Regions from separate parts of the Homo sapiens genome. Here region 1 is linked to region 2. The links are chromatin loops, found by intact Hi-C in ENCODE. Cell type or tissue: Caco-2. All regions are shown on one strand. Each heading gives the region's core, and the rest is flanking DNA. Links, peaks and the distances in the headings are about the cores only.

Region 1 (5,386 bases), core at 251-5,250, 96 kb before region 2:
CAAGAGACCTAGGAACAAAAAAGATAAGCCATGTAGAAAACAGATCACAAAGTGAAAGAAGCAAGGCCGTTTTAAAATCAGGAATTAATTTAAATGCAAATAGATTAAGCTCTCCAGTTAAAAGGCAAAAATGGACAGAATGGATAAAACAGCATGATCCAACTATATGCTGTCTATAAGAGACTTATTTGCAATCCAAAGACAAAAAATGTTGAGTGAAAAAATGGAAGAAAATTATTCCATGCAGGATGTAAAAAAAGAGAACTGAAGTAATTGTATTAATATTAGACAAAATCGACTTAGGTAAAAAACTTGACAAGAGACAAACAATGACATTATATATTGACAAAAGAGTCAATCCATCAAGAAGATATAACAATACAGACATTACACAGCTAGTCCCCAAATATATGGTGTGAAAATTGATGGAACTGAAGGGAGACATAAATATTTCTACAATGTTTTCAGACTTCAGTATCTCACTTTCAATAATGGATACAACAACCAGACAAAAGATCAATAAAGAATTAGAGGATTTGGAAACATAAACCAAACTCCTAGCAGATATATACAAAGCACCCCACCTAAAACCAGCAGAATACATATTTTTCTTAAGTGGTCATGAAACATTTTCTGGGATAGATCATACATTAGGCCACAAAACAGGTCTCAATAAAAATAAAAAATCTCACGTATCAACAGAAAGATAAAGTCACATGAAATGTATTCTCAGGCCACAAAAAAATGAAACTCAAATCAGTAATGAGGAAAACTGGAAAATTCACAAATGTGTGGAAATTAAACAGCACACTCATAAAAACCGATGGGGATAGAAGTTACAGGGAAATTAGAAAATACTTTGAGATGAAAACAAAACATGATTCAGGATTCCTTTGGTGCTAAAATAATAAAATTCTGCTGACTGAGCTAAAAAAATTTGTGATAGAAAATATCAAAGGCAGTTCCCCACTCTATACACAATACCCACCCCCATAACTTAAATAAAACAACTTTCTCCTTTCTAGAGAAAATCACATTGGAAACAAAGCCTCTGCAAGAAGTCCTGATATATGTGCTTTTACAAGGCTGCTAAATATTACTTCATTTTTGATACCACATTGACTTGATCTATTGATGATCATTCTATTGCATTTATCATCTCAAGAGCAAGCTGAGTGGATACAAAAAAAAATTTAAATTGAAATAAGGGAAGAAGCATTTTCAAGATATAATTTAGATGTTGTTTTTTTCCAAATTACAATACAGTTGGCTCTTGAACAACACAGGTTTAAACTGCATGGGTCCACTTATATGTGAATTTTTTTTCAACAAATATATTGCAATTTTTTTTGGAAATTTGCAACAATTTGAAAAAGCTCACAGATAAGCCGTGTAGTCTAGAAATATCAAACAATTAAGAAAAATTTAGGTATATCATGAATGCATAAAATATATGTAGATATTAGTCTATTTTATCATTTACTACCATAAAATATACATGAATCTATTAAAAAAAGGTAAAACTTATAAAAACTTACACACACAAACACAGACTGTACGTTCACAGTCAAGAGAAATGTAAAACAAAGATGCAATATTAAATCAAGCCTGCATAAAGTTAACTGTAGTACATGCTGTGCTACTGTAATAATTTAATAGCTATCTCCTGTCACTGTTGTGGTGAGCTCATGTGTGTAAATATCTGCTTAAAATTCCAAGTAATGCTAATCATCTCAAAGTGAGCAGTTCATCTCTCTAGTAAATTGCGTATTACAGTAAAAAGTGATCTAAAGGTTTCTTATTTTTTATTGTGTTTAGTGCAATACTATAAAACTTGAATACTACCATGGGACCTATGTGAACTGCCACTAGTGATGTTGCAAGTGCTCCCAAGATGCATAGAAAAGTCATGACATTATAAGAAAAAGTTGAATTGCTTGATATGTACTGTAGAATGAGGTCTGAAGCTGCAGCTGCCTGCCATTTCAGAAAGATGGTTTATTTTGTAAACAGATGGTGTAAACTTACAGTATCAATACCGTACAGAACTGTAAATATTTCTCTTCTTCTTGATTTTCTTTTTTTCTTTTTTCTTTTTTTTTTGGAGCTGGAGTCTCACTGTCGCCTAGGCTGGAGTGCAGTGGCACGATATTGGCTCACTGCAACCTCTGCCTCCTGGGTTCAAGCAATTCTCCTGCCTCAGCCTCTGGAGTAGCTGGGATTACAGGCATGTGCCACCACGCCCAGCTAATTTTTGTATTTTTAGTAGAGACGGGGTTTCACCATGTTGGCCAGGCTGGTCTCAAACTGCTGACCTAGTGATCCACCCCCCCTTGGCCTCCCAAAGTGCTGGGATTACAGGCGTGAGCCACTGCACCTGGCCCCTCTTGGTCCCTCTTGGCTGGGCAGGGCGGTAGCCTGTTTCCGCTCGGGCATTCTGGGAAGTGTAGTGCAGAAGCCGTTGCAACCTTGTGTACTTCCGCTGCAGGAGGGCGAAGCAGCCGTCATCTATCCCCTCTGGGAGGTGAGTCAGCGCGGAACCTCTGCATCTACGGCGAGCTTTCCTGGCCTGGGCGTTGGACTCGCAGGTGCCTGCCCTCGCTCTCAGTGAAGGGAAGTCGCAGAGGGCGGGGACGACGGTTTGCTTGCCCTTTGTTTTTAGGGCGGTGCATGGGTCTCCAAGTTGGGAATGGCTCCTGGTCGCACGTTTGGTTTGAAGGTCTCCCGGGCGCTCAAGTTCCCTCGCCTTCCCCACCTTCCACACGCTCTGCTGTCTTCTGGCAATATAATCTTGGTAGTTTCTTAATTTCTCCGTTTCTCCTCTGTAAAGTGAGTTTCATAGTAGTACCTAACTGGTAGGGGTTTCGTGAGATTTACTTAAGATAAATAGATGTAAAAATGCGTAGGACCGATCCTGACACACACTGAAAAGGTGGCTGGTTGTTGCCAATCTGTTATTTCTTCCTGGAGAGGAGAGGCATTCAGTCTCTGAAAGCTTCTGTGAGCCCGCAGTGGGTTCTGAGCTCCAGGTGCAGCGCTACTCGCCCTTCTCTGATCTCTGCACCTCGCGAGGCTGTTCCTGGATTCCTAACGTGGGGGGACGGGGGTGTCAATTTTCTCTCCATCTTTTTTATTTTTCCTTCCCTTTTAAGGCATGAGTGTGTCTCACCTCCATGTGGTGCCTGGGGATGTCCACTGTCATTCATCCTGGACCAGAAACAGAGTTTAGATATCTTCCAACCTCCTTTCCTTCCTCAGCCTTGACTAACCGGAGGGCTGCAGAGAGGAGGGTGTTGACCCCCTGGCTCTTGGTAACATTGTCCCAACGTGAGAGGACTTAATATATGCTATTGCTATTTCTGCTTAGTTGGAGAACAGATTTCCCACACTCATTAGCAATATTATTTTTCCTGCTGGGCAAATGCTCAAATATTTATGGAATAAATGAGAGGTTGGATTAGGCATGTGTTCGTGAATGAGTAATAATAAAATTTGTTAATACGTTGAGTGCCAGGGTCTCTTCTATAGGCTTTATATGCATTAATTAGCTTAATCTTCAGAACAAAGATAATATTGTAATTCCTGTTTTACAGATGACAACACTGATGGGTAAAACATTTATCTTCCCAAAGTAAAACAACAGGAAAGAGCCTGAACTGGGAGTTTGAGCTCAGGCTGAGCTCAGGCAGAGTGGGTTCTTGACCTTTGTGCCACTCTCCTTCAGCCCTGAGAAATGTCAGTCCCATGGGGGTGCAGTGACTCACGCCTGTAATCCCACACTTTGGAAGGCTGAGGCGGGAGGATGGCTTGAGCCCAGGAGTTCAACAGCAGCCTGGGCAACATAGTGAGACTCCATCTCTACAAAAAAATTAAAAATTAGCCACACACCTGTGGTCCCAGCTACTTGGGAGGCTGAGGCAGGAGGATCGCTTGAGCCCAGGAGGCAGAGGTTGCAGTGAGCTGAGATCATCCCACTGCACTCCAGCCTGGGCAAGAGAGTGAGAGTCTGTCTCAAAAAAATTAAAAAGAGGAAAAGAAATGGTTTCACAGTTTAGGCAATGACTGGGGGATGCTCAAGAGTCATAATAAAAAAAATTTTTTTAAGGATTTGCAGGGAAGAACTCTGAGGAGATGACATTTGAGTAAATACCTGACACTGCTATTAAAATAAATAAATAGATAGGGTTTACATTATCCACAGTCTATGGATTGACCCTTTTATGAATGATTTCACTTTTTTTTTTTTTTTTTTTTTGAGACTGAGTCTCCCTCTGTCTCCCAGGCTGGAGTGCAGTGGCACGATCTCAGCTCACTGCAACCTCCCACTCCCAGGTTCAAGTGATTCTCGTGCCTCAGCCTCCCGAGTAGCTGGGATTACAGATGCCCGCCACCATGCCTGGCTAATTTTTGTATTTTTAGGAGAGATGAGGTTTCATCATGTTGGCCAGGCTGGTCTCGAACTCGTGACCTCAAGTGATCTGCCTGCCTTGACCTCCTAAAGTGCTGGGATTACAGGCGTGAGCCACTGCGCCTGGCCTAATGATTTCACTTTTAAGGATGACCTTGATGTTGCTTGAGCAAAGCAAATGAAATTAAAAACGCAGAAGAAATTGACATATAAAGTTCATCCTCTCCTCCTCCCAATTAATTTAATAGCCTGAGAATTTTGTAGCTTAAAGGAATCTTGGAGATCAATTAGTACAATCCTTGTCTGACTGTGTGTCATTCTTTGATTCTGTGTGCATCAAATACTCACTATATTCTAGGTGCTTGGGGTAAAAAGATGAGTAATGTTCATTATCTCACAGGCAAAACAGATGCTTGATTTACTAATTATACCCCAAATGCCCCAGCTACGCTGAAGGCTTCCAAGAGGAGGGATTACAAGAGAAGGACAGGGAAGCTGGTCCTCTCTGGAGGCAGAGTGGCAGGAGCAAAGGCACGAGAGGACTTGACAACCTAGGAATGAACAAAGTCTGGAAATTCAGGCCTCGAAAAGTGGCCCTGGTACATGTAGTGAGCAGAGCTGAGCCAGGCACCCCAAACCCCATTTGTTTTTTTCTACTAAATGTCGTGAAATGTCAAGTCTTGCAAAATCCTGTTACTGAGCAGAGCAGGAGGGTGCAGGTAAATATAGGACCAGAACAAAGGGAATTGGATATTAAAAATTGATCTCTCTCCCTAGCTTTCAGAAGAGAATACATTGCTCTCGTCCCTACTAGAGTGTTTCTGCCTGAAGTAGGAGGACCCACGAACAGGAGTAGCTATCTGTATTGAATGCTATCTTGTATATACTCACTGAAACCTCTTAATAACCCTACGAGGTAGATACTGTTATTGTCCTCACTTTATGGGTGAGGAAATAGGCACAAAGAGCTAGTAAGTC
Region 2 (5,386 bases), core at 137-5,136:
TGCAAATCACACATCCAACAAAGGACTTATATCCAGAATATATAAATAGCTCTCAAAAATCAACAATAGGAAAAATATAACCCAATGTAAAACTGGGCAAAGCATGCATACAGACACTTCCGCAAAGAAGATATAAGGATGGCAAAGAAACAATAACAAAAAAAGAAATATCTGCTGAACACCATTAGCCATTAGGGAAATGTAAATTAAAGTCACAATGCTTAGAATGGCTAAAATAAAAAAAAATAAGGAAAATACTAAGTGCTGATGAAGATGTAAATAAACTGGAACTTTCTACATCATTAGTGAGAATGCAAAATGGTACAGATACTACAGTTTGGCATCTTATAAAGTTAAACATACATTCCCCATATGATCCAGTAACCACACTCCTGGCTTCGTACCCTACAGAAATAAGCACAAAAAAAACTGTACATGAATGTTTATATCAGCTCTATTCATAAATGCCAAAAAGTGGAGGAAAAAGTCTATCAACCAGAGAATAGATAAACTGTGATACATCCATAAAGTGGACACTTCTGTTAACCAGAAGTAAACAGAAATGAAGTATTGATACGTATAACAACTTTGATGAATGTCAAGAGCAATTTGCTGAGTAAAAGAATCCGGTCTCAAATGTTAACATATAGCATCAGTTCATTTATACGACATTCTCAAAAAGACAAAACTATAGCGTTTTAGTGGTTATGGTAGTTGCCAGTGGTTACAGGTATGGTGAGGGGTAATTATGAGGGAAGACATGAGGGGAGTTTTTGGGGTGATGGAACTGTTCTTTTTCTGACTACGGTAGTCGTTATACAAACTATGCCTGTGTTGTAATAGAATTGTATACCAAAAATAACAAAATAGTCAATGTCACTGTAAAAACATTTTTTAAAAACCTGTTTTAAAAACCTGGAAACACAACCTCAGTTATAAGGCATGGTCTATAAATGTTGTTACCATTTCTAACAATTTGTTTCTTAGGAATTTTTTTAGATTATCAAAACATAACCAATCATTGCTCTTCAACTCTTCAATACTCTGAAATAGTTGGTGGATTATATAACCTACCAATATTAAGTGAGATTAAGGAATATATCCAGGGGTTATTTCTATTCTATTTTGATACCTAATTCCAATTCCACACTGCAAATCCTTGATGCCAGCTGTCTGTTGAGTAGCTACTCTAACCATAAACCCTTAACAACCTTGTACGATGTGCTGGGCACATGGAGAAAAGTATGACATGGTCCCAGAAATAGAAGAACTTTCAGTGTATGGATTTAGATAAAGAGAAATAAGAAACAAAGAGCTATAAGACTTAGGCAAGGCAAACTCTATACTGGAACACAAAATTCATCACCATCCTTCTCCAAGGTACAATTCTCTTGCATCCCCTAGCTTCCTCAAGTAAGGACCATTCTGTAAGCTTCAACGAATGAAAACCTTAGAGTAGCTGCTGGCATTTCCCTTTCAAAGTCTTGGATATAAGCAATTTATGATCATCAACGTTTGGCAATTATGACAATCAATCAAACGATATTATACTAAGTCGATGTTAGAGATTTGCTTTAAAATACTGAAACAAAAAAAAAAGGGACAGGGAGTTGATACAAGACTGGCAAATGTTAACAAAGGTTGAAGCTGGGTGACGCTTCCACAGAATTATTTTAGTCATATTACATTTGGCTATGCTTACAAATTTCCATAGTAAAAACTTAAGGGAAAAATAAAAGCTATGAAGCCTATTTGGTTAAACATGGGTGAAAATCCAAAAAGAAGTCTACTGGAAGAGGAAAACATTGAAATATTAATATTGTTACTGTTATATCTTGTGGTTAGCATAATTTTTTTCTTTTACACTTTCTATACTTTCTTAATCTTTTACAATATGCAATAATTTATATAATCAGAATATGAACTATAAATATTTCAAATAAAATTAAATTACAGATAATTTTAAAAAATCAAAAATTCAAAGCTTATTAACCTTGCTTTCACGGTCCTCTAGTAAAATCCAAATATGTGTTCTGAAGCTGATACTAAACACATCAAGAACTAAGGCAATGGATGGAAACTATTTGAATTCAAATCCCAGCTCAGGCTCTTACCACCTGGGTGACCTAAAGATAAACCACCTATGCTCTATGTCTGTTTGCTTATCTTTAAAATGGGAATGGTGGTACCCAACCCAGGCTCAAAGGGCTCTTGTGAGGATTAAAGATGTTAATTCATATCAAACTCTTAGAATGATCAGCACTAAATGTTTAAATACTATCTTTATTACTCATGCCCAAGTACTCCCTCATCCGTTTCTGCATTTATTGAACAAATATCAGCGCATCTTCGAGCAGAATTTGCCAGTGAATGATGGAAATATCGTCTTCCCTGAAAAGAAAGGATGATAAGTACTACTCAGGTGAGACTCCGCTGCCAAGTGCCAAAGGGTCATTCCCTCCTTCTCCCTGCAGCCTTTTTCAAGAAGTCAAGGCTAAAGAAGGAAAGGAGGATGGGGGAAATCAGAACTCCTGCATGAATTACAATGGACTACCCAGACAGCCAGGAGTGATCCTGTCCTAAAGAAAAATCTCTCAGTGATCAGAAAAGGGCCAGGGATACTCTGCAGCTGGAGCTCTGACCCCATCCTGGGTTCACAGAAGCTTTCAGGGAACTGAGTCCTTCTCAGAAAATTAAAAAGTGCTAATAACAAGAGACCCATCTTCTACCACCTGTCAGGCTCTGTTCCAAGTCTTTTTATTTAACTCTCAAAAGAACTCCATTAGATAGATACTAGTACCATTTTAAAGAAAAAGAAACATAGGCAGAGAGATTAAGATACTCGCCTGTTATTATACTGCTAGGAAGTGGCAGAGCTGGTTGATGGTCAGGGGAAAGGGCTGGGGAAGTACAGAACCCAGGAGATCCCCAGTCCCTGCGATGTAGGATCTTGGACCCCCGGCGCTAAGTGGGGATGCGCCAGCTGCCCCACACTGGAGAAGGCTCATTCAAAGATAACACAAATCCCGCCCTTCGCCGCAAGTGGATTATCCTCCCCTAGAGCTACTGCCCGGTTGCTACTGGACCCCAACAAAACGAACATCAGTATGGACGGAAGGAGCAGGAAGCAGGGCGGGGAGCGCTCACCTTTCTGGGAGGAACGAAGGCCGCGGCCTAGCGTACCTGGGGCGGAAGTGGCTCTGCCTACCGAGACCTCCTGGACTACGCTTCCCAGAATTCCCGACGGGATCAGGGAGACGGCCTCAGCCTCCTAGAGCGGAAGTTACCCGACTACACGGGGCTCCCAAACTACATTTCCCAGAATTCCTAGAAAAACTCTCCACTTATCTGCCTGCCTAGGACGCAAGTACCGGGTGCCAAGCTGAGAGCCTGGATGATATTTCACATGTGCCGGTCCCAAAGGAATTCCTTAACTCCCCCTTCCTGGAACCGAAATGCTTCCAAAGACAGAGAGCTCGTATATATATTTCTCTGTTTTACCCAGCGGACCGTGCATGAAAGGCGCCTTTCCTGGCGCGTGTGTCTCTGACCCTGTGGATCTTCTGGACAATTCCCGGAATTTCTTGCAGGGTAGCACTTTCCCTTAAGTCGTCTCTTTCTCGTTTGGATAGTCAGTATTTGTATAGTCACTATTCTCTTTTGGTTAGCCATCCAATTTTATACTGCTAGTCCAGTTCTACTGCCTTCCCCCTAGAGTTTGAATTTATTTTTCTTCAAACGCGACACAAACCCAAATAAACTCAACCAAAGCGGACTTTACCTACCTACCTACCTACTTACCAAGAAAATATCCCATAAAGGAGAGAACAGAGAAGCTTGCAATACAGGAAGAAAAAAGAAAAGAATTACAGAATGGAAGCGATGTGTGCGCTAAAAATGCAGGTACTTAAAGGAAATTGGGCTGATTTGTACTGGACACCGAATTTAAGGAATACAGGATCTCAACCTTTCTTTGACTCGATTACCTTTTTATTCCATTTTGGTGTGGACGCGTCTGAAACTGATAGTGCTGCTGCTACCTACCATAATGTGTTTGTTGCAAGATCCACAAGAACGTGGATGCCAAGAATCCACAAAAAAACAGATGCAACCGTTGATGAGGCCATAAGCAGAAACAGTAAATGGTTCCCACGTTTCCTCTGCTTTAACTACTGATGATGAAATGCAAGTCATAAGGCAAATAGAAGGGCTGTACTGATACAGACAAAATGTTATTATTATGGGAAGGGATAAGTCTCTTGTAAAACCTCGAAATTTTTTTCTTCTTTGAGAAAAATCTATCACCTATTTTCACCCTGCTCTTGATATAGCAAATATTGTAAGTTGTCTTATGGAGGACAGGATGATTCAGGGAGGACGGTGAATGGGTTGACTCAATCCAGAAAAGGAAGAGGAAAATAAAAAGACATAACGACCAATCTGTGAAAATGCTCACGGGGTCAGGAGATCGAGACCATCCTGGCTAACATGGTGAAACCCCGTCTCTACAAAAAATACAAAAAATTAGCCGGGCGTGGTGGCGGGCACCTGTAGTCCCAGCTACTCGGGAGGCTGAGGCAGGAGAATGGCGTGAACCCGGGAGGCGGAGCTTGCAGTGAGCCGAGATCGCACCACTGCACTCCAGCCTGGGCAACAGAGCGAGACTCCGTCTCAAAAGAAAAAAAAAAAGACACTATTAAGAGATGAGACTATTTGATTCTTTATTTAACAACTCCTTTCCAAGGAAATGTTTCTGAAAATACATACGGTTTACATATTAAAGAGGATCAATCTGATAATAGGGGATTTTTTTTTATAAAATGAAAGGAAATTTTAAAAATAAAAGGGACAGAATAATACTTTGTGTACTTCCACTTCCAGTAATAATAAAATGAGTGATTTGGAACAAACATCTGGCAGAGGAAAGATGAGCAAACTTTTTAAATGTCAAAAGGCATCAAAAGACAAGATAATGGAGAAATGGTGGGCCAAAATTCAGAAACACTTGGGAGAGTCATGCATTTGGGGCTACTTTTCTCCTGGGGATGATGGTCTAGTTTAGGATCTGAAAAGCCTAGAAGCTCTGCAGCACTTTTGACACCTATATGAAGCTGGGGGAACAAAAGATTCTAGCAAAAACTAAAATTCGCATCTTTTCAAGTGCACATAAGATTTGCACAAATTAGCAAAATGATACGGGATTTCAAAATACTGAAATACTAAATATGCTTTTGAATACAATGAAATTTGGCTAGAAATCAATAAAAATACAACTAAATGATTCATGTGTGCATTTAATAAATATTGTCTCATCTCCAAACCCACCATTCTTCACTCTGCTTTATGGGGCTGGAATGGGGGAATCTGCAGCCAATCTTTCCCGACC

Evidence for each region. Peaks named below come from ENCODE experiments on the same cell type or tissue, not always from the same donor. Only the 100,000 strongest peaks of a DNase experiment are listed, where the experiment ranks them.
Region 1: a loop joins it to region 2, with 15 times the contacts of the local background. A loop is called at or near these places in 1 of 110 quality-filtered maps.

Annotation. Positions count from the first base shown.
Region 1 is chr19:44,257,415-44,262,800 of GRCh38, forward strand. It overlaps ZNF233 (zinc finger protein 233), which reads left to right and starts at 2,472. Exons shown (of 5, transcript NM_001207005.2): 1 at 2,472-2,524. In Caco-2, for the core only: no CTCF peak of the experiment used is centred there; a DNase peak (open chromatin) is centred at 2,507; H3K4me3 peaks cover 1,566 bases.
Region 2 is chr19:44,353,479-44,358,864 of GRCh38, forward strand. ZNF112 (zinc finger protein 112) reads right to left here and starts at 3,202. Exons shown (of 4, transcript NM_013380.4): 1 at 3,148-3,202. RefSeq lists an enhancer at 3,011-3,511. In Caco-2, for the core only: no CTCF peak of the experiment used is centred there; a DNase peak (open chromatin) is centred at 3,233; H3K4me3 peaks cover 1,482 bases.